Regions from separate parts of the Homo sapiens genome. Here region 2 is linked to region 1. The links are chromatin loops, found by intact Hi-C in ENCODE. Cell type or tissue: GM12878. All regions are shown on one strand. Each heading gives the region's core, and the rest is flanking DNA. Links, peaks and the distances in the headings are about the cores only. Region 1 overlaps SIPA1L1 (signal induced proliferation associated 1 like 1). Region 2 overlaps SIPA1L1 (signal induced proliferation associated 1 like 1).

Region 1 (11,847 bases), core at 1,755-9,754:
CCTGTCCTTAAGAAAATCAGAGTATAACAGGGAAAGAAACATAAAGAACTTCATTAACATGTGGCAGAACACGGTGTTAGAGGAGTCTTACGAGAACACAAGGATGATAAAACTGAGAAGTATATTAAACCATAACTACATTTGCACTAATGTAGGTGAAAAATAGTCTCTCTGGATTAAATGGGTCACTAGGAATAAGAGTATTTTATTTTAGTTATCTGCAACATGTTTTAAATGTTGACAAGTTTTCATATTTAACATACTCTACCCTAATAGCCAAAAATTTTTGTTTCTGGGCTTTTAAAATACTCAAGATTCTAGGCTGGGCATGGTGGCTCATGCCTGTAATCCCTTTGGGAGGTTGAGCCGGGTGGATCACTTGAGGCCAGGAGTTTGAAACCAGCCTGGCCAACATAGTGAGACCCTGTCTCTACTAAAAACACACACACACACACACAAAATTGCCAGGCATGGTAGCATGTGCCTGTAGTCTCAGCTACTCGGGAGGCTGAGGCATGAGAATCACTTAAACCCTGGAGGCGGAGGTTACACTCCAGCCTGGCAACACAGCGAGACTCTGTCTCAAATATATATATATATATATATATATTTTTTTTTTTTTTCAAGTATCTCAAAGGCTCTCATGATAGTAAAACCAAAATAGCCAAATAAAAGCATCAGTCCATGAAGGTAAAATGGTTTTTAAGAACAACCATGGCTAATACTGAAGAATTCTAATTACTTGTTAGCATACCAGGCTACAATATGACACACAGAAGAAAAAAAAAAAAAAGCTATGTTCAATGAAGATTTTTTTTTTTTTTTTTGGAAACAGGGTCTTACTATGTCGCCCAGGGTAGAGTGTACTGGCAGTTCACAGCAGCCTCTACTTCCCGGGTTCAAGTGGCCCTCCCACCGCGGCCTCCCGAACAGTTGGGACTATAGGCACATGCCAACATGCTCAGCTAATTTTTGTATTATTTATTTATTTATTTATTTTGTAGAGACGGGGTTTCGCCATGGTTTGAGACCCAGGCTGGTCTCAAACTCCTGGAAATCAAGCAATCCTCCCACCTTGGCCTGCCAATGTGCTGGGATTACAGGCATGAGGCCACTGTGCCCAGACTTCAATTAATTTTTTAATGAAGCTTTTATAAAAACTGAAACGTACAAATTCTACATGTACATCTTTTAGAACTTTCAGAAACTGAACCGACCACTGTAACTACTACTCGATCAGGAAAGAGAACATTACCAACACCTCAGAAGCCACCCTCATAAGTCCTCAGTAACCTCCAGTGCTAACAACCATTTTGACTTCCAGCACCACAGATTAGTTCTGCCTGTTTTTGTATGGTCACTTTACAACATGGGAAAAGCAATTTATTTAAATGGGGTCAGAGAATATGTACACTTTCTTATGTCTTCTTTTGTTTCACATTGTGAACTTCATCTTTGTTGCTATGGAAAGCAAAATACTACAGAGGATTTCACCATTTATCTTTTTTCTTCATATATATTTATTTTTATTTATTTATTTATTTTTGAGACAGGGTCTCGCTCTGTCACCCAGGCTGGAGTGCAGTGGCTTCAACATGGCTCACTGTAGCCTCGACTCCTGGGCTCAAGCGATCCTCCCACCTCAGCCCCCCAAGTAGCTGGGACCACAGATGCACACCACTGCACCCAGCTAATTTTTAAAATTTTTTATAGAGATGACGTCTAACTATGTTCCCCAGGCTGGTTCAAACTCCTGAGCTGAAGCAATCCTCTTGCCTTGGCCTCCCAAAGTACTGGGATTACAGGCCTGAGCCGCTGCACTCGGCACCTTTTAATGTTTTTGTTTTGTTTTGTTTTTGGAGGCGGAGTTTCGCTCTTGTTGCCCAGGATGGAGTGCAATGGCACGATCTCGGGTCACCGCAACCTCTGCCTCCCGGGTTTAAGCAATTCTGCTACCTCAGCCTCCTGAGTAGCTGAGATTATAGGCATGCGCCACCATGCCCAGCTAATTTTGTATTTTTAGTAGAGATGGGGTTTCTCCATGTTGGTCAGGCTGGTGTCAAACTCCCGATCTCAGGTGACCCGCCCGCCTTGGCCTCCCAAAGTGCTGGGATTACAGGAGTGAGCCACTGCACCCTGCCCCCTTCTAACTTTTGATGAACATTTTGTTCTATTCTAGTTTGATGCAAGCACAAATAATGCTGCTATAAACACTTTTGGCATATTCTTTGGGGCACAGATGTGTGTGTTTCCATTGTATCTGTACACCTGGTAGTGGAACTGCTGGGTCAAAAGTTCTAGCAATTTTACTCCCACTAGCAGGGTGTATAAGTTGCAATTTATACTTCCACGAGCAGAGCTGTCCAATTGCTCTACACTTGGAGTTATCTTTTTCATTTGTTCTACTGGTAAGAATATAATAATACAACTGTGGCTTTAATTTGCGCTTCCACCATATGATTTTGAGGGCCTTTTAAGAGGCTTATTTTATTGTCCAAATGAGCATCTTCTTTTGTGAATTGCTTCTTCAAGTCTTAGATCTTTGGCTGGGGGAAGGCAAGAGGGAGGGAGTGTCACGCTTTTATTGATTTGTAGCTCTTTATGTATTGTGGTTATGAGTGCTCTGTTGGATGTATGTGTTGCAAATATTTCCTCCCACTCTGTAACTTGCCTTTTTGCTCTTAATTTTTATTTTGTTGAAGAGAAATTCTTAATTTTAATGTTCAACTTATCAATGTCTTCCTTTATCTAGTTAATCTCAATGACACTCAAACACTACGTCCAAATGTCAAAAAAAGGAATGTTTAGACTAATTCAACTAATATTAGCATGTTTATAATAGATATTTTAAAGAAGTTTATGCAAAGATTTTAATTTCTAACAAATTTGGCATAATTGCTCAATAAAAAAGAACCTTAGGGCTTATTTTAGTGAAAAATGGTTAGGAACTGAATCTCTGGTTTCTGGTGGGACACATATCAATGACCTCCTTCTCAATTAAACGATTTTAAATTTCTATTCTCATTCAAACAATTTTGCACAGTGGCTCTTAAAGACAGGTTTTGCTTTAATATCATGAAGAAACTGAGAATCTAAGTAATGTGAAACAAAACAAATCAAAAAAGCCCCCCAAAACAAATTACACCCCTGAATATCTCATTACTAAAATTAGGGCAATGATTATTTAGCACATCAATCACCTTTTTTTTCCTTTTGCTAATTTCTATTGCTATCCTATTTCACATCCTGAAATGAGAACCAAAAATAACTGAGGAAAATAAAGCTGTTAGATTGATAATTTAAGATATGATATTTGCATAACAAATTACCATATTATGATACAATTACATATTCCTTAAACAAGAACTTGCTTGACAGGATGAGGCATGCAAAGCAGCAAAGTACTTTAAAAACTTGAGAAAAAATCTGGTCAACAATACGCAAGCAGATGTTGTGCTTATATAAATTACATACATAGGAAGAGTTTCCTTTTCTCTCTCTGTATAGATATATACATATTTTTGAGACAGGGTCTCACTGTGTCATCCAGGCTGGAATGCAGTGACACGATCATAGCCCACTACAGCCTCAACCTCCGCAGGCTCAGGTGATCCTCCCACCTCACCCTACCAGGTAGCTACAGGCACGTGCCACCTCCTTTTCTATTTTTATAATCTTTGATTAAACTAACAATCTACTAATCAAGTTTTATTTATAATAAAAGCATCAAAATGACTTGATGAATGTGGGAAAGAATCAACCCTGCAAACCATGATTTAAATGTTTCTTTTATGCAATAACAACTTGAGGAATATACTTTTTCTTGTCACTTGTTAGATTAGTGTTAATGACAAATCATATAAACCCTATCATTTGAAGAATCTGAAGTATCCTAATTTTCCCAAAATGCTTTTCAGCAAAAGTATGCAATACTACATCATCAAAAATTAATAAATTAATATAAGCCTTGTAAAGAACATTTGATAACCTATGGTTAAACAGCACAAACAAAAAGCCTACTTCATCCTGTCCTGACTAGTCACAAACAGTAATACCTCACTTATCAAGAAAGCTCCATCTGAAAAATTCTACTCACCACATCACGGACTAGAAAAAGCAGCAAAAGAGTTGGTAGGCAAATTACATAAAGAAAAAACAAAAACTACCCAAACTCAAGATTGTTCAACAGCATCCATATAATTCTGAAAATAGTAGAATATGTACTGCATGGAATACTGTTTATTCAGCTCATAGACAATGCTCACTGCACACACAGATTCACACTCACAGACTCCTCAGATGAATTTCAGGGCCCCCAGTTTGGAGGAGCACTAAAACAGATGTTACAGAGTTTATGTACTTTCCTTAGAGAAGAGCTCTTGGGGAATTTACTGAGAAGCACTTCACTATTTTTTTTCAAACATGATTCTTATAGCCTTATTCATGATCATTTCATAAAAGCAGTAAACCAAAAACCGAATGGAAGTGGAAGCACTGCCAGAATCAGGCATGCTAACAGCAGAAAAGGAATGCCTGAAAGAGACATAAGCAGCCTTACACCACTCAATAGTCATTGCTAGCTTCCCTGTAATTTCAAACCCATATGAAAATTACAGTTCATACAATGACTTTGTTATCAAGAAAAGATTGTATTTTTAAGTGTACCTAAAATAAGATTTCTCAGAAAAGGTTAACATAGCAAATTTAAAGCTTAAAGAGGACACTCCACCAAAGAGGTACAAAGATAGCAAATACATGAAAGATGTCTGAAACCACCATTAGCCATTAGGGAGATGCAAATTAAAGTCATAAGAAGATCCCACTCACACCTATTAAAATGGCCAAAATTTAAAATGCTGGCAATACCATGTAGTGGCAAGAATGGGAAATGAGAACTCTCCAACATTGCTGGTGAGAACGAAAAATGATACAGTCACTCGTGAAAGTGGTTTGGCAGTTTCTCATAAAGCACTTACCCTATGACTCAGAAATCATGCACCTGGGCATCTATCCTAGAGAAATGAAAGCTTACATTAACAGAAAAATCTGGACACAAATGTTCATAGCAGCTCTATTCACAATCACTCAAAACTGGCAACAACTCAAGTGTCCTTCAACAGGTGATTGTATAAGCAAATTGGTATATCCACACAATGGAATATCCTGAAATAAAAAGCAACTACTGATACATGCAACAGCTTGGATGAATCTCAAAGGCAAGCTTAGTGAAAGCAGCTAGTCTTGGAAGATTATATACTGTATGGCTCCACTTATATAACATCCCAATTTATTAAGTTAAGTGACATTCTTTAAAAGAAAAAACTACAGGAATGGATGGCAGATCAGTGGTTGCCAGAGATTATAGGTAGGCAAAGAGGTGACTATAAAGGGGTAGCATGAGGGAGTTTTAGGGGGTTACAAAACTCTTCTGAATCTTTATTATAATGAAAGTCACAAAAATCCATACATGTATTTAAATTCCTGGGATTGTATATGTGTATGATCATTTAGAACGGTATGGGCCAGGTGTGGTGGCTCACATCTGTAATCCCCAGCATTCTGGGAGGCCAAGGAAGAACGATCCCTTGAGTCTAGGAGTTCAAGACCAGCCTGGGCAATATAGCAAGACCCCATTGTAATAAAAATAAATAAAACTGTAGGATCTTTTTTTTTGTTTTTTTGTTTGTTTGTTTTTTGAGATGGAGTTTTGCTCTTGTTGCCCAGGCTGGAGTGCAGTGGCGTGATCTCAGCTCACTGCAACCTCTGCCTCCTGGGTTCAAGTGATTCTCCTGCCTCAGCCTCCTGAGTAGCTGGGATTACAGACACGCGCCACCATGCCCAGCTAATTTCTGTATTTTAGTAGAGGTGGGGTTTCACCATGTTGGCCAGGATGGTCTCAATCCCCTGACCTCATGATCCTCCTGCCTCGGCCTCCCAAAGTGCTGGGATTACAGGCGTGAGCCACCGCGCCCAGCCCAGGATCATTTTTAAAGGATTCTCTTTTTAGTTTAAGATAAAAACATTACTGGAGAAAAAGAGGGACAATTTATAATGATAAAAGGGTCATCAGTGAAATATAATAATTAAAAACCTACATGCAACCTAACAACAGAGCACCAAAACAAATGAAACAGAACTGAGAGAGACAATTCATTAATAATTGAAGACTTCAAAACTCCACTCTAAATAATTGACAGAATAACCAGACAAAACATCAGCAAGGGTATAAACACTAGACAGTATAATTAACCATACTGACTTAACTGACATCTATAGAAAACTTCATCCAACAACAGCAGAATACACATTCTTTTTAAGGTCCAGGTTAGACCATTTGCAATGTCACAAAACAAGTCTCAAATTTAGAAGGATTGAAATAATATAAAATATGTTTGCTGATCACAAAGAATTAAAATCTACAATCAAAAGAAATTTGAGAAATCTCCAAATACTTGAAAATCAAACAATAACATCCAAACAACCCATGGGTCAAAGAAAAAAAAAATCACAAGCAAAATTAAGAAATATATTTATTATCATCATTAATACAATTTTTATTTTTAGACATGGAGCCTCGCTATGTTGCCCAGACTGGCCTTGAACTCCTTGGTGCAAGTGATCCTCCTGCTTCAGCTTCTTGAGTAGCTGGGACCACAGGCATATGCCACCACACCCAGCTCAAAATTTTAAAATACCTTAAACTGAATAAAAACAAAAATACAACATGTCAAAATTTATGGGATGCAGCTAAAGCTGTGGCTAAAGACAATTTTATAGCTTTTTTTTTTTTTTTCTTTTTTTTTAAGACAGGATCTTGCAGGCTAGAGTGCAGCAGCAAGATCATGGCTAACTACAGCAGTCTCAAGCAATCCTCCCAACTCAGCCTCCCAAGTAGATGGGACCACAGGCACATGCCATTAAACCCAACTGATTCTTTTTTTCTTTCTTCTTCTTTTTTTTTTTTTTTTTTTTTTTTTTTGTAGAGATGGAGTGTCACTATGTTACCCAGGCTGGTCTCGAACTCCTGGCCTCAAATGATCCTCCCACCTTGGCCTCTCAAAGTGCTGGGATTACAGGTGTGAAACACTGCTCACAGCTGAGAATTTTATAGCTTTAAACTTAAACCTATTTTAGAAAATAAGAAAGATCTCAATCGTCTTCACTTTAAGAAACTAAACAGTAAAGTAACCCCAAGCAAGCCAAAAGAAAGAAGTTAAAGTTTAGAGCAAAACCCAATGAAACTGAAAACAGAAAAACAGTAAAAGTCAATAAAACCAAAAGCTGGTTCTTTGAAAAAGTAAATAAAATAGACAAAGCTTTATTTAGATTGACCAAGAAAAAAAGAAAATTATCCCCCCCAAAATTACCAAAATCAGGAATAAATGAGGGAGCATCACTATTGACCCTACAGTATAAAATATAAATATATTTTAAATATATAAAAGAAAATATAAAAACAGTATGCCATCAAATTAGACAAATTAGATTAAATGGACAAATTCCTAGAGAGACATAAATAACCAATACCAACTCAAGAAGAAACAGAAAATCTCAATATACCTAAAACAAGAAATTGAATTACTAATTAAAAATCTTCCCAAAAAGAAAATACCAGGACTAGATGGCTTCACCATGGAATTCTATCAGATACATAAAGAAACAATGCCAATTCTTCACGAACTCTTCTAGAAAACAGAGAAAGAGACAACACTTCCCAGCTCATTTTATATTACCACAATACTAAAGCCAGACAAGAGCATTACAAAATAAGAAAACAATGAACCAATATTCCTCAAGAATTTACAAACAAAAATTCTCAATTAAAAAATCCTCTGTCTGGGTGCAGTGGCTCCCACCTGTAATTCCAGCACTTCTAGGAGGCCAAGATGGGAGGATCAACTGAGCCCGAGAGTTCAAGATCAGCCTGAGCCAGGCGCAGTGGCTCATGCCTGTAATCCCAGCACTTTGGAAGGCCAAGGCAGGTGGATCACGAGGTCAGGAGTTTGAGACCAGCCTGACTAAACATGGTGAAACCCTGTCTCTACTAAAAATACACAAAGTAGCCAGGCAAGGTGGTGCACACCTGTAGTCCCAGCTACTCGGGAGGCTGAGGCAGGAGTAACCAGCCTGGGCAATATAGTAAGGTCCCATCTCTACAAAAAATTTTAAAAATTAGCTGGATGAGGTTGCGTGTGCCTATAGTCCCAGCTACTATTGAGGCTGAAGCGGGAGGATCGCTTGATCCTAGGAGGATGAGGCTACAATAAGCCAAGATCATATCACTGCACTCCAGCCTGGGTGACACAGTAAGTAAGACCCTGTCTCAAAAAAAAAAAAAAAAAGAAAAGAAAAGAAAATCTCAATTAGATACTATGACCAAACGGGATTCATCTTAGCAAGTATGGTTTAACATCCAAAAATCAATTATTATAACCTCCAAAAGTCAATTAATTTAATACAACATATTAATAAAGGACAAAAAGCCACACGATTATATCAATATATACAGAAAAAGCACTTGAAAAATTTAATTCAACACCACTAATGATTTAAAAAGAAAAAGAAAAAAAGCCTTAGTAAACCAGGAACATAAGGGAACTTCCTCAGCCTGAACAAACATCATACCAACAGTAAAAGACTGAAAGCTTTCCCTCTAACATCAGGAACAAAACAAGGACGTCCACTGTCACCATTTCTATTCAACAATCCAATGAAGATTCTAACTGTTACAAGAAGGCAAAACAAAATAAAACAGAACAAAAATTAAAGGCATCTGAATAGGACAAGAAGGTGTAAAACTGATAACCTTCCAAAGCCTCAATTGTAGAGATTTTTCAATACTCACACAAGCACTACCCAATCAGAGAACTCATGTTTAAAAGCAAAAGCCCCTGTGCTATTGCATGGTAAAGACTGAACCACGGAGTCCCTTCGGGCTGGCCTGCCCACATCATCAGTGATCAGGAGTATAAAGTTCCTTCATAATATTAAAAAACAAACAAAATGCTGAATCTATCCTTTAAGGAGTAATAAAAACAAATATTTGCTGAATTAAAATTTATTCATAAAATATCTGACGTTTTCCAAATATAAACACACGTTAATTTTCTTAATCCATTTGAATAAAATCATATAGACTTTATAGTATCAGCTTCACTGCTAACAGAACATACATAACCTTTGTTCCACTGACTGCTTTTAGGTAAGAAACAATAATCCAAGTTTCCAGCCTGTGCTATATATTCTGATGAGGGATACTTTGGTGATGATACTTTGTCAAAATACTTTTTTTGTTGTTCAACATTATGTCCTTGGAGAAACATAATGAAAGTCTCCTCAGTCACTCTGGTTAATCAATTTAATTGTTTCTCTAGAAGTCACATCCACAAAAATAATTGAATTTGTATTGTTCACAAACATAGCAGTAAAACAAGACCTCCCATCTGCCCAAGTAGTTCTTCAACAACTACTTTCGCCAGGTGCAATAGCTCACACCCGTAATCCCAGCACTTTGGGAGGGTGAATGGGGAAAACTGCTTGAGCCCAGGATTCAACACCAGCCTGGGTAACATGGTGAAACCCCATCACTCCAAAAATAAAAAAAACTGGGGGCGTGGAGGGTTTGGGCACCTGTAGTCCTAGCTACTCAGGAGGCTGAGGCAGGAAAATTGCTTGGGCCCAGGAGTTCAAGGCTGCAGAAAGCTACAGAGCTACAGTCACACCACTGCACTCCAGCCTGGGTGACAGAGCAAGACCCTGTCTCTAAAAAAATAAATACCTATGTTTTGGGGGAGGGATAAAGGGGCAGGCACCACAGATATATTCTTTCGATATAAATTGATTTGGAAATTGGAGAACAGTTACATAAGTAAAAGAGATCCCAGATTCTGCCTTCCGGGACAACAAAAAAGGAGGTAAATGTATGAAAATGCCATTTACTGGCTGGGCACAATGGCTCATGCCTATAATCCCAGCACTTTGGGAGGCCACGGTGGGAGAATTGCTTGAGCCCAGGAGTTTGAGACCAGCCTGGGCAATAGAGTGGACCCCATCCCTACATTAAAAAAAAAAAAAAAATCTAGCCAGGCATGGTGGCATATGCCCATGGTCCCAGCTACTTGGGAAGCTGAGATGGATCGCTTGAGCCTGGGAGATTGAGGCTGGAGTGAACCATAATTGTGCCCTGGGCGAGAGAGTGAGCTCCTGTCTCTGAAAAATAAGAGCGGCTTTCACTCACAAATATTCTGACCACTAAAGAGCTACCGCACGGGCCTGGTCCTATCACACAGTCTTCAAGTCTGAAGCAGACAGCAGAGGTTGTTTATATCCAGAGTTTATATTAACATGACCTATATCCAGAAAACTGCTATCTGCCTCAACAGATGTCCACACTATTAAACAGCTCTGTCAAGCTCTTTCAGAATCAAAGATTTTTCTTAAAGAAAAGGAACACACTAAAATTGTCACCTGTAAACCCCACTTCTGGCTCTTTTTTAACAGGGCATCAAGCTGACCCTTTATGCTGTTGGAAAAAAACACGGCTATATTGAAGATTAAAACTTCTAAACTAATAAAAACAACACCACAGTTCTAAATTCTCTCCTGCCTCATCTCCCCTTGAAACTTCAAGCAATCCACACTTGCTCCTTCCTGCCAAATCCTTGCTGTAACTGTGCCATCAGGCTGCTAGCACGAAAAACTGAGTTACTATACCACCCTCTTTGCACTCAGCCCTGGTAGTAGCCAATATTTCCCAACACAGCCAAACAAAGACCTTGTTGTCAAGGACAGGCATCTCGGCCAATGCTAGCTACCGTGGTGCCTCGCCATTACACAGGTTGAAATACAGTCAAATCATTAGGTGACAGAGGGGAGATGGTGCTGACAGACTTGGATTAGCAGAAACAGGACAGCATTTTTCCCACACACGCACAACCCGAACTATAATAAATGAGGATTATCAGGTAAATTCTCATAATTCTCTTCATTTACAATTTACTGAAAATGTAGCCTACAAATGCCAACTCTTCATGTGGGGGGGCGGGGGAAGGGGTGTGTGTGTGTGTGTGTGTGTGTGTGTGTGTGTGTGTGTGTGTGTGTGTGTTTGAAATAAAACATTAAGCCTGAAACGGTGGCTCACGCCTGTAATCTCAGCACTTTGGGAAGCCAAGGCAGGCTGAGCATTTGACTGTTGTTCCAGCTACTTGTGGGGTTGAGGTGGGAGGATTGCTTGAGCCGGGGAGGTCGAGGCTGCAGTGAGCCATGATTGCACCACTGCACTCCAGTCTGGACGACAGAATGAGATTATCTCAAAACAACAATAACAACAACAACAACAACAACAAACAGGTTGCTCCCTAATACTACTGCTTATATTGCTTCTAGAGCACTGATTACAGTTCATATGTCCATATTTGTTTCATTTCTCTTCCACTAAGCCATTAAGTTCCATGAAGATAAGTACAATGTCAGTTTGGAGATATACTGTCCCCAGAACCTAGGCCTGACACATAGAAGGGGCTCAAGGGGAAAAAGAGGAATGAATGATGATCACCAAAAGGAACAACTGTAATTTAAACTTCAGAGAACTGAACCCAAAGATAGCTCAGAGTTTCCAAGAGCCACATTCAGTTTGCTTGAGTATCCTGCTGTAATGAAGGAAAAACAAAACTGAAATTAAAGAGACTCTTGAAAATCAACTGGTAGTTGACATTTCCTTTCCAATGAGTTAGAAATATATTAATAGGTGAATTTAATTTCTTTTTATTTTTAAATATCGACATCCTGTCTGTTTGAAGGGAGGACTCTGAGGATTAAAAAGGGTAACTACTTAAGCACTCAGTGATA
Region 2 (11,847 bases), core at 1,279-9,278, 66 kb after region 1:
AGATAGTATAAAATATGTTATAAATATATAATAATTTAAAAGGTCTAAAACTGGTTCATGAACAAGCCATCAAATCAATGGATACAACAAACATTCTAAAAAGACTTCAGGAATTTGATAAGATAAAATGTGACATCAGTGTGGAAAAGATAAATTGTTCAATAAATGGTGCTGGCACAACTATACAGCCACATGGAAAAGAGGATGGGATACCAACTCACATTAAAATAAATCCCAAATTGATTTAAAGTCTTAAACATAAAACCCCACAAAGTATTAAAAGCAAGATATTTTTTCATAATCTTGAAGAGCCTAAGACCTAAGTAAGACATAAAATTCCAAAACCATGAAGTAGAATAGTAATAAACCTGATGATCCAAAAATAAATTCATATATAGCAAAAATTACCATAAACGACAAAATACAAACCCACTGGAAAAAACTAGCAGCCCCTATCACAAAGTGCTAATTTCCTTTTTATATAAAAACATTATTTCCATAGATAAATTGGCAGAGTCAATTCACAGAAAGGGAAATTGTTCTTAAGCACACGATAGTATGTTCAACCTCACTTATAACAAGAGAAATGCACAGAAAAATAGTGATAAAATTCCATTTTTTCACCTATGAAATTTGCAAAATTGAATTGTTAAATCACACGCTACCTGCAAGGGGGAGGTAAAACACATACATTGCTGAAGCCAACAGACACATGAAAAAATGCTCATCATCACTGGCCATCAGAGAAATGCAAATCAAAACCACAATGAGATACCATCTCACACCAGTTAGAATGGTGACCATTAAAAAGTTAGGCAACAACAGGTGCTGGAGAGGATGTGGAGAAATAGGAATACTTTCTCACTGTTGGTGGGACTGTAAACTAGTTCAACCATTGTGGAGGACAGCATGGCGATTCCTCAAGGATCTAGAACTAGAAATACCATTTGACCCAGCCATCCCATTACTGGGTATATACCCAAAGGACTATAAATCATGTTGCTATAAAGACACATGCACACGTATGTTTATTGCGGCACTATCCACAATAGCAAAGACTTGGAACCCACCCAAATGTCCATCAATGATAGACTGGATTAAGAAAATGTGGCACATATACATCATGGAATACTATGCAGCCATAAAAAAGGATGAGTTCATGTCCTTTGTAGGGACATGGATGAAGCTGGAAACCATCATTCTCAGCAACCTATCACAAGGACAAAAAACCAAACACCGCATGTTCTCACTCATAGGTGGGAATTGAACAATGAGAACACTTGGACACAGGAAGGGGAACATCACACACCGGGGCCTGTCGTGGGGTGGGGGAAGGGAGGAGGGATAGCATTAGGAGATATACCTAATGTAAATGATGAATTAATGGGTGCAGCACACCAACATGGCGCATGTATATATATGTAACAAACCTGCATGTTGTGCACATGTACCCTAGAACTTAAAGTATAATTTAAAAAAAAAGAAAAAAGAAAAACACATACATTGCTGAGAGGAGTGTAAATGTATACAATGTTTAAGCAGGGCAGTTTAGCAATAAAGATACGAATATATTCTTCCACCCAAAAATGCCTCCATATAAACTGCATACTTGCAAGCTCAAGGATAGCCACTGTAGCACTGTTAATAATATCAAAAGATTGGAAACAACTTAAAGTCCATTATTAAGAGACTAGGTAAAAACTGGAATAAAACACAATGAAAGCATAGTACAGTATGCTACCATTTGTGTAAAAATAAATTTCTACGAAGCATACATATTGCTGGGCACAGTGGCTCATACCTGTAATCCCAGGACTTTGGGAGGCCAAGGTGGGAGGATCACTTGAACCCAGGAGTTTAAGACCAGCCTGGACAACATAGGGAGAGACTCTGACTTTACAAAAAAATAGTAAGTTAGTTGGGCATGGTGGTGCACACCTGTTGTCCCAGCTACTGAGGAGGCTGAGGTGGGAGGATCGCTTGAGCCCAGGAGTTCAAGGCCACAGTGAGCTATGATTGTCCCACCACACTCCAGCCTGGGCAACAAGGCAAGACCCTGTCTCAAACAAAACCAAACAAAAGAGCATACGTATAAATGAAATGTGGCATTTCTGGATTAGATCCTGGAAAACAAAAAGGACAGGAACAGAAAAACAGGTGAAATCTGAATAAAATTTATATAGTTTAGCTTCACTGTATTACCTTGGAATATTATTCCATGGACTTGTAACATCCATATGAAAACATAAAATTTAGCTTTTTAAAAATCTAATTACTTTGTGATTAAACTTACTTCATCTGTGATACTCATATCCTTCTACATATTGCTAATAAGAAACATCAAGAGTATATGTATTTCTTCAACACTTTTAAAATATATCCATTACTGCACCTAAACATACAGGACATCTGTCTCATCTACTAGATTTCAGGTCCTTAACAGTAGAGGCTGTCAAACTCATCTCTGTACTCAAAGAATCTGACAAATATTTACCACACAGAAAGAGTTCAACAAATGAAAGCCAAAATTAATAGGTTCTGGTCCAGTGATCCAATTTTTAATTAGTGAGAAATTTTGTATTCCAAATGTCTCAACAATTCTAAGGGTTTCCTTTGATCATTAGTCACAATCACATGGAAGAGAAAAGCAAAGGACAAAGAGAAGTGAAGTAATTCTCACTAAGGATTTAAGTGGGAAAATAGAGAGGCATTTTAAATATACTACCTTCCAACTTTCTAGACATTTTGCTCTGTGCTAGGGGCTGTAGAGAATATAAAGATAGATAAGATATAATCCTTACAATAAAGGTTGGGCATAATTCATTTAAAGTCAACATTTGAAAAGGTGAAACTATGAAATTGCCTTGGATTTTCAAGAATGTTTTCCATGGAAGGTATTAAAATCCTTTTCAATGAAAAGTGCCTTATTTTGCAATGTAAGAATGTGATAAAACTCCGATTTTGACAAAGTTTTGGTCTTCAATGATCTTTTCTCAGGAAAAAAAAAACTCATGGACAGCATGCTTAAGAATGTCCAGACAAGCACTAGGTGCAGTGGCTTACGCCTGTAATCCCAGCACTTTGGGAGGCTGAGGTGGCAGGATCCCTTGAGCTCAAGAGTTTGAGACCAGCCGAGGTAACATGGTGAAGCCCCGTCGCTACAAAAAGTACAAAAATTAGTTGGGCGTGGTGGCGCACACCCATAGTCCCAGCTACTCAGGAAGCTGAGGTTGGAAGATTGCTTGAGCCCGAGAGGTTGAGGCCATGGTGAACTGTGATTGCACTACTGCACTCCAGTCCGGAAAAGAGAATGAGGCACTATCTCAAATAATAATAATATCCAGACAAGAGTCTACCTTCAAACTCCATTGATAATCTAATCTTGCAAATATCCAAAATCCAAAAGATAATTCAGGAAATAGAGACTCTGAGTTCCCTGAACGGGTAAAAAGAATACTGCTAAGTTTCTCCCAAAGCATTAAGAGTGCTCTCTAACTCCAGAAACTCAGAGTTCTAAGCCTTAGCTCTAACACTATACAGCAGAATAACCTTGTCAAACCACCTGATCTCTGTAAATATCCATTCTCACCTATAAACAGATAACAAATAAGGTTCTTTCCAGATATAAAACTCTATTATACCCCTTTCCATTCACACTCTAAGCAAAAGATCTTATAATCCTTTCATACAAACACACACCAACACATGCATTTGTGCATGTTCAGTGGAAGAGCTACCTGTAACATTTACTTCCTATTTCCATAGCAGCCCAGCCACAAAAACAAAATAGTATTTGATTACAAATCAGGGGCATATAAAAGCAGTTCGCAAATGAATGTGAAAAGGATTTATTCAGTACTATGAAATTAAATAAAAATGTGCATGTTGTACAATCAAACATTCATTTGATTGTTCATTCTGTTGAGGTGCAGAAAACAATACCCCAAAATGAAGGTCTCAGAAGCAAACGCTTTTCTCTGACCTTCTCCTGCCCTCCTGTCTCTCAGTCCCACTCTCTGCTGAGGCTGACCATAGAAACTGGAATCCCTCTTTCCCAAGGCAGATCATAGAAACCAGAAATCCCTTTCCTCAGAGCTAGTCATAAAACATAAATACATTACTATAACTTTCCCTCCACCTTTCTGTGTAAATACTGGCCATAAAGAAATTATCTGACTACCTTGTGTGATTGTAGGTTGTTAGGCCCCCATTCTAGAGAAGGTTGTGCCTCAGACCCCGAGGGAAGGAATTCATGCTCAGAGAGGCCAACAAGAATCTAGATAGGCAGGCCAGGCACAGTGGCTTATGCTTGTAATCTCAACAATCTGGGAGGCCGAGGCAGGAGGATTGCTTGAGCCCAGGAGTTCAAGACCAACCTGGCAACATAGTAAGGCCTCATCTCTACAAAAAATAAAAAATTAGTCAGGCAAGGTGGCACAGGTCTAGAGTCCCAGCTACTCCGGAGGCTGAAACAGGTGGATTGCTTGAGCCCAAGAGTTTGAGGCTGCAGTGAGCTGTGATCACGCCAATGTACTCTAGCCTGGGCTACAGAGACAAGATCCTTTCTCAAAAATTAAAAAAAAGAAAAAGAAAAAAAGAAAGCAAGAAGCACCACCTAGACAGGCCCTGCTGAGTTTCCCCACTCAACTGATTACCATTTAATCACCTCCTTTTTGTCAAAGCCTATTTCTACACGGCTGTCTATACTCTGTTGAACCTAAGCATAAAAATAGACAATTTCCCTGTATCTTTGGGTTTTCATTTTGAAAGCTTCTGTGTACACACATTAAATAAATTTGCATGCCTTTTCTCCAATTAATCTGCCTTTTCTGAGTTGATTTTCTATCAAACCTTCAGAGAGGCCAAGAGGAGCCCTCCCTTGGCCCTTATAGTTCATTCATGTTAAGGATTATGAAGTCCAACTTGGCTTTCATGTGATTTATTTTTATTTATTTATTTATTTTCTAGACACTATCTTGCCTCTGTTGCCCAGGCTGGAGTACAGTGGTGCAATCACAGCTCACTACAGCCTTGACCTCCCAGACTCAAGCAATCCTCCCACCTCAGCCTCCCAAGTAGCTGGAAGTACAGGCATGCTCCACCATACCTAGCTAATTTTTGTATTTTTTTGTAGAGACTAGGTCTCACGATGTTGCCCAGGCTGGTCTCGAACTCCTGGACTCACGCGATTCTCCTGCCTCAGCCTCCCAAGTGCTGATATTACAGCTGAGAGCCACCACACCCAGCCTCATGTAATCTTTTATGTACTAGTTAAGTCCACATATAACTACTTCTGTGAGTTATCTTTAGGAGTGTATACTGCTACTTGACATTTTTACTTTATTTGCCTCTTTTCATAGTGTGGAAGAAAGCACAGTAGGGGAAAGTTGCAAGAATATTCACCCATATGAAAAGATGTGAATTAGCAGTGGGTGGTTTTCTTCTAACTTATTTAACATAATCCTTAGCTCTGGACTACTAGCTTGAAAGCTGATTGTATGAAAAGCAGAACAAGGATCTGTGAGTAGGAGTTAACATGCTAAAAGCATATCGTGCATTTAATTATCTCATCAACTGAAACTGTCCCTTTCAAAATACACAAATAACACTGCGCTGCTAACAAATTTGTTCTCAAGAAGTTTTTTTTCCCTAAATAACAAAAAATATAAGTGTATATGTATATCTATATAGGACCTTTATAATAATATCAATAATAGGTCCTTCACATTTCCACAGTGAAGGATAAAACTGAGTTGATCAGGATTTGAAATACCCATCTTTAAGGATGAACTAGAAAAGCCTCCCTGAGGAAATGAATTTGAATGTGTTTCAAAGGGAGGGCAAGGTGACTTGACAGGTGGTGAAAAGAAAGAGAAATTGCAAGCAAGGAAAATGCCCTGTGCAAAAGCTGCCCCTGTGGTTTCTCAAGAAGCAGAGTCGCAAAGTGATCCCACAACTGAGAAAGATATTAGTTAAGCACAAACAAAAGGGAGAGAAGCTACACATTATGTGACACTCAGCCTCAGTTTTCTCATCTGTTATAGGAGAAGGCTGGATTAAGTGATTTCTCTGGTCCCGTGCAGCTTGTTTCCTATGAGGCACTGCACTGACAACCTCATGCTCCCAAAAACCCTGCTGGGCTCCTGGCTTATTAGCCCCATTTGTTAGATGAATAGAGTGAGGCTCAGAATACTGATGAGATCTCCAGCTAGAGGATTGTAGAGATAAAATGGAACAGACGTAACTATTGTGGAGAAAGAAGTGGCATATGAAGACTGATAACTTCAAAAACCAAAGCTTCTGAAAATAATTTATTGATAAAATAAGTATTACAGTTTTTTATTTTCTTAAAAGATCAAAAGGAAGAAAGAAATATTCCCCATCATACCAGACAACCATGCAAAAAAAAAGGAAAAGAATAAATACCATTCTTACTTTGAAACCAACAGTCCTTTAAGGGAAACTAGAGGAGGTGGTGTGCCTATTTCTGCCCAGCAGTAGCTCTCATTTAATTATGTATTCCCTCTGCCTGTGGTGTCCATAATGAGGTAGGTGTGATGCTGAATATACAACACATCCCTCAGCCATTAGAACACAGATTAGCAGTTAACTGAAGAAGTCTTCCAAACTTCAGAAGCACTTAAGACAACCCTCACACCTAGCTTTACCCCCAATGCACAGATTGTAAAACAAGGTGTTACTTTTACATAAAAGCTCAATGGTAATTATAGTAATTTACCTGCAATTATTCAACAGCAGAATTCTTTATTTCTAAATAAATTCACATCTGATAGCAAAATACAGTGCAATGAATAAAACTAGCCTTCAACTTCAAAGCCAAATATTATAAGCTAATGAGATCTACCTATTTGTAAATATACATCAGGTCTTCAAACACAGTTCCTATCCTGTACCATTTCTCCACATATAAACATATAGGACTAAAGAACCTATCCTCTGCTGATGGAAGCCACTTAGATAAAGCAATTCGAGAGTGTCTATTACAATATCCCATGACCTGACAACTGCATAGAGAAACATGCCCATATACACAGAGCCAAGGACAAGGATGTTGCCTGCAGCCTTGTTTATAATCAGGAACTATCAGAAACAATCTAGAAGTTCAGCAATGGGAAAAATGAAGAAAAAAAAAATCAATCCCCATGACTAGGCAGCAGTTAAAAAGGATGAACTGGGATTATATGAACCAACATGAATACCTATCCAAAGCCAGTTGTTGAATAAAAAAAAAAAATTACAGATATTAAATACAATGGCAATTATGTGAAGTTTCTAAAATACAAAAATACAATGCTTTTATATTATAAATAAAAATAAAAGTACCAAATCAACAAACTGTTTACCAGTGGAGAGCAAGCCAGAGAACCAGGACGAGGGAAGTGGGGAGGAAACAGGCACTCAAACCTTATAAATGGACTAATTTATTACTTCTATTAAAAAATTAATCTTGAAAAAATGTCCCACAAAAACAAAATGTTATCAAGTGACTTGGGATTAAATAATACGGTGAAATAAAAATAATATCTCAGCAACTATTACTAAATTAAAATGAAATTGAGGAGCAGGTTCTGGGATGATCACAGAGTAGCAAGTATCAGGAATCTGTCTTCCCGCCCAGACAATAGATGCACTGGCAGAATCTATCCAAAATAATTATTTTGGAGCTGTGGAATCTATGGAAAACTTGCAACTTCTAGCAGAAAGCCTGAACAGTTCATTGAGGTTATTTTCATTTAATTTTGGCTCTTACCGTAGTTGCAGCTACCCATCATCTACCCCAAGTCCTGGGGCAGGTAGCTGGGCACACATTTCCTAGAGTAGTTTGCACACAGCTGGCAAGAGCCAGGATGGGCAAAAAGGACCCTGCCCTCTAAATATCAGGGATCTGTGCTCTAATGGCTGACTGCTGCTTCTGATCACAAAAGTGCAAAGAGGCCACTGTTGTTGAACCTCCCCTCTTGCAGGAAGCCCCTCCTTTTTGACCAAAGGGACTTCAGGGCATTTAACAGGCCAGAGCCCTTCTCCCCAACCCCCATTCAATTTTCTCTTTACCCCTTTTAAGGGCCAGACATTAAAGACTAGGCCATTCAAAAGCAACCACATATATGGGGAAAATTAGAACGTGACCATGCATGGTCAGGGAAAGGTGCAGACTCAGAAAATATCTGAAAAGACCTTAAATTTACACATCAGATTGATCATCAGCACACAGACAGCCTACAATAAAAATAAAAATAAAAATAAAACCAGTAAAAAAGAAAAAAAAAACCGCAAATCATAAGGAAGGGGGAGAATCTGATTTCCAGAGTTGGCACATTATGAGATTAAAATGTCCAGTTTTCAGCCAGGCATGGTTGCTCATGCCTGTAATCCCAGCATTTTGGGAGGCTGAGGTGGGGGGAATCACCTGAGGTCAGGAGTTCGAGACCAGCCTGGCCAACATGGCAAACAAAACCCCATCACTACTAAAAATACAAAAATTAGCAGGCACAGTGGCACACACCTATAGTCCCAGCTGCTTGGGAGGCTGAGGCAGGAGAATCGCTTGAATCTGGGAGGTGGAGGCTGCAGTGAGTCAAGATCACACCACCGCACTCCATCTCAAAAAAATGAGACTCCATCTCAAAAAAAATAAAAATAAAAAAATAAAGTGTCCAGTTTTCAACAACAACAACAAAATCACAAGAAACACAAACAGGAAAATACTGCCCATTCAAAGGAAAAAATAAATTAAAAACTGACCCTGAAAAATACTTGTTGGCAGATTTACTAGACAAAAACAACCATGTTAAAGATAAACAAAGAACTAAAGGAAGATGTAGAGAAACTTAAAAAAAAATTCATAAGCAAAATGAAAATATTCATAAAGAGATGCAAAATCCAGAAAAAAATTTTTGAAGTTGAAATGCACAATAGAAATGAAAAATCCACTGAGGGAATCAAAGGCAGATTTGAGGATGCAGAAGAAAGAATCAGTGAACCTGAAGAGAGGACAATGAAAATGATCAAGTCTGAGAAACAGGAAGAAGACTGTAGAAAAGTGAGCAGAGCCAGGGGACCTATGGGACACCATCAAGCTAAGCAACACATACATTGTGAGAGTTCCAAAAGGAGACAAGAAAACTCAAAGAGACCCCCATTGATACACATTATAATATCTTTCTAAAGACAAAGATAGAATCTTGAAAGCAGCAGGAGAAAAGCAACTCATCACATACAAAGGATCCTCCTAAGATTATTAGCAGTTTTCTCATCAGAAACTTTGGAGGCCAAAAGGCAGTAGGAAGATATATTCAAAGTGCAAAAAACAAACAAACAAACCTATCAACCAGAATGTTATTCTGTCAAAACTGTCCTTCAAAAGTGGGTGCGAAATGAAGACATTCTCAGACAAAAAAAAAAGCTGAGAAAGTTGACTACCATTAGACCCGTCTTGCAAGAAATGATAAAAGAAGTCCCTGCAGGGTAAAAATAAAAGGACACTAAAAAGTAACTTGCAGCCACATAAAGAAATAAAGACTTCAATAAAAGAAAATGCAGGAGCAATTATAAAAGTATCATTGTAAAAACAGTCTGTAACTGCATTTTTTGTTTGCTCTGTGATTTAAGAGACTAAACTTTCTCTAAAAATTTAGTCTAAAAGGTAGTGCTATTAGTTACAATGCCACATTTTGTTTTCTACATGGTTTAAGAAATGAATGCACTAATCTCTTATTAGTTCATTATTACTTTATGTTTTTGAGCACACAAGGTATAAAGATGTAATTCTGTGACATCAACAGTGAAAAAGGTGGTGCCTGAACTATTAGAGGAAGAGAGTTTATGTAGTTAAGCTGGTATAAATTCAGGCTGGGTGCAGTGGTTTACAACTGTAATCCCAGCACTTTGGGAGGCCAGGGCAGGCAGATCATTTGAGGTCAAGAGTTTGAGACCAGCTTGGCCAACATGGTGAAACCCCGTCTATACTAAAAATACAAAAAAATTAGCTGGGCATGGTGGTGCACGCATGTAATCCCAGCTACTCAGGAGGCTGAGGCAGGAGAATCGCTTGAACCTGGGAGGCAGAGGTTGCAGTAAGCCAAGATCATACCACTTGCACTCCAGCCTATGCAACAGAGTGAGACTCTGTCTTTGGGAAAAAAAAAAAAAAAAGAAAGAAATTCAAATTAGGGTATTATGACTTTAGAATGTTAAATGTAATTCCTATGGTAACCACAAAGAAAATACCTACAGAATACAAACAAGAAAAAAAAAATTTTAAAGGTTTCACTAAAAACAAACAAACAAACAAATACAAAAGTCAACAGTTAATGCTAGAAATAAGGAACCAAAAAGCTACAAGGCATGTAGAAAACAAATAGCAACATGACAAAAGTGCCTCCTTATCAGTCATTACTTTAAATGTAAATGGATTAAACTCTCTAATCAAAAAAGACAGAGAATGGTAGAACAGATAAAAACAACCTCTGATAGACAAAGGACATGTGTTTAAAGATTAAAAAATTAAAAAACATGATCCAACTATATGCTATCTACAAGAGGCTCACTTTAGATCCAAAGACACAAACAGATTCTAAGTGCAGTAATAAAACGATTATTTCGTGCAAATAGTCACCAAAAGAAAGCAAGGATGGTTATACTAATACCTAACAAAATAGATTTTAGGTCAAAAACGCTTACATTAAACAAAAAAAGGACATTATATAGTAACAAAAAATACAATATAGCAAGATATAACCATTATAAAAATTTATTCACCTAACTATCAAAATATCTAAAATAAATCTAAAATAAAACCAAAGAGAGAAATAGACCATTCTACAATAATAGTTGGAGACATCAATACCCCATTCTCAATAATGGATGGAACAACTGGACTGGATACAAGGAAACAGAGGACTCAAAAAACACAAGAAACCAACTGAACTAACAGGTATATACAGAACACTCCAAGAACAGTATACACATTCTTCTTAAAAGCATATGGGATATTTTCCAGGACAAGCCATATACTAAGCCACAAATTAAGTCTCAACAGATTTTCAAAGATGCCACATAAAATGTCTTCTGCAATCACAACACGATGAAGTTAGAAATTAATAAGAAGTAAAACTATTTCCACAAAACACAAAATTGTAGGATACTGAACAACATATTCTTAACCAATAGATCAAAGGAGAAATCACAGGGGAAATTAGAAAATACTTAAGACTTGAACAAAAATGAAAACACAAATGCCAAAACTTATGGGACACAGCAAAGGCAGTGCTGAGAGGAAAATTCACAGCTATAAATGTTTACATTAAAAGACAAAATCTCAAGTCAAAAACCTAACTTTAAGAACAAACTAAACCCAAAGCTCACAGAAAGAAGGAGTAGAGATAAACTAAACAAAAGAAAAACAACAGAGAAAATTAAGGAAACAGAAGTTGGTTCTTTGGAAATATCAACAAAATTGACAAATATTTACTGAGATGTACTCACACACACAAAAAGGGAAGATTCAAATTACTAAAATCAAAAATGAAAGTGGGGACATTACTACTGATTCTACAGAAATAAAAAGGCTTATAAGAGTGCACTATGAAGAACTGTATGCAAAAAAACTGGATAACCTAGAAAAAATGGATTCCTAGAAATACAAAATGTTACCAACATTAAATTATGAAGAAACAGAAAACCTAAGAGATATAACTAGTACAGAGATTAAATCAGTAATAAAAAAAATCTCTCAAAAAAGAAAAGTTCTGAACCTAATGGCTTCACTGGTAAATTTTACCAAACAAATAAGGAACTAACACCAATCCCTCTCAAATTTCCATATAA

The links. Peaks named below come from ENCODE experiments on the same cell type or tissue, not always from the same donor. Only the 100,000 strongest peaks of a DNase experiment are listed, where the experiment ranks them.
Region 2: a loop joins it to region 1, with 3.0 times the contacts of the local background. A loop is called at or near these places in 3 of 110 quality-filtered maps.

The regions. Positions count from the first base shown.
Region 1 is chr14:71,491,019-71,502,865 of GRCh38, reverse strand. The region is part of intron 2 of SIPA1L1 (signal induced proliferation associated 1 like 1); the gene reads right to left. Among named protein-coding and RNA genes, the nearest start is that of SNORD56B, 99 kb to the right of the region's middle. In GM12878, for the core only: no CTCF peak of the experiment used is centred there; a DNase peak (open chromatin) is centred at 4,925; H3K4me3 peaks cover 665 bases; H3K27ac peaks cover 4,930 bases.
Region 2 is chr14:71,424,813-71,436,659 of GRCh38, reverse strand. The region is part of intron 2 of SIPA1L1 (signal induced proliferation associated 1 like 1); the gene reads right to left. Among named protein-coding and RNA genes, the nearest start is that of SNORD56B, 32 kb to the right of the region's middle. In GM12878, for the core only: no CTCF peak of the experiment used is centred there; DNase peaks (open chromatin) are centred at 5,549 and 5,889; H3K4me3 peaks cover 452 bases; H3K27ac peaks cover 3,926 bases.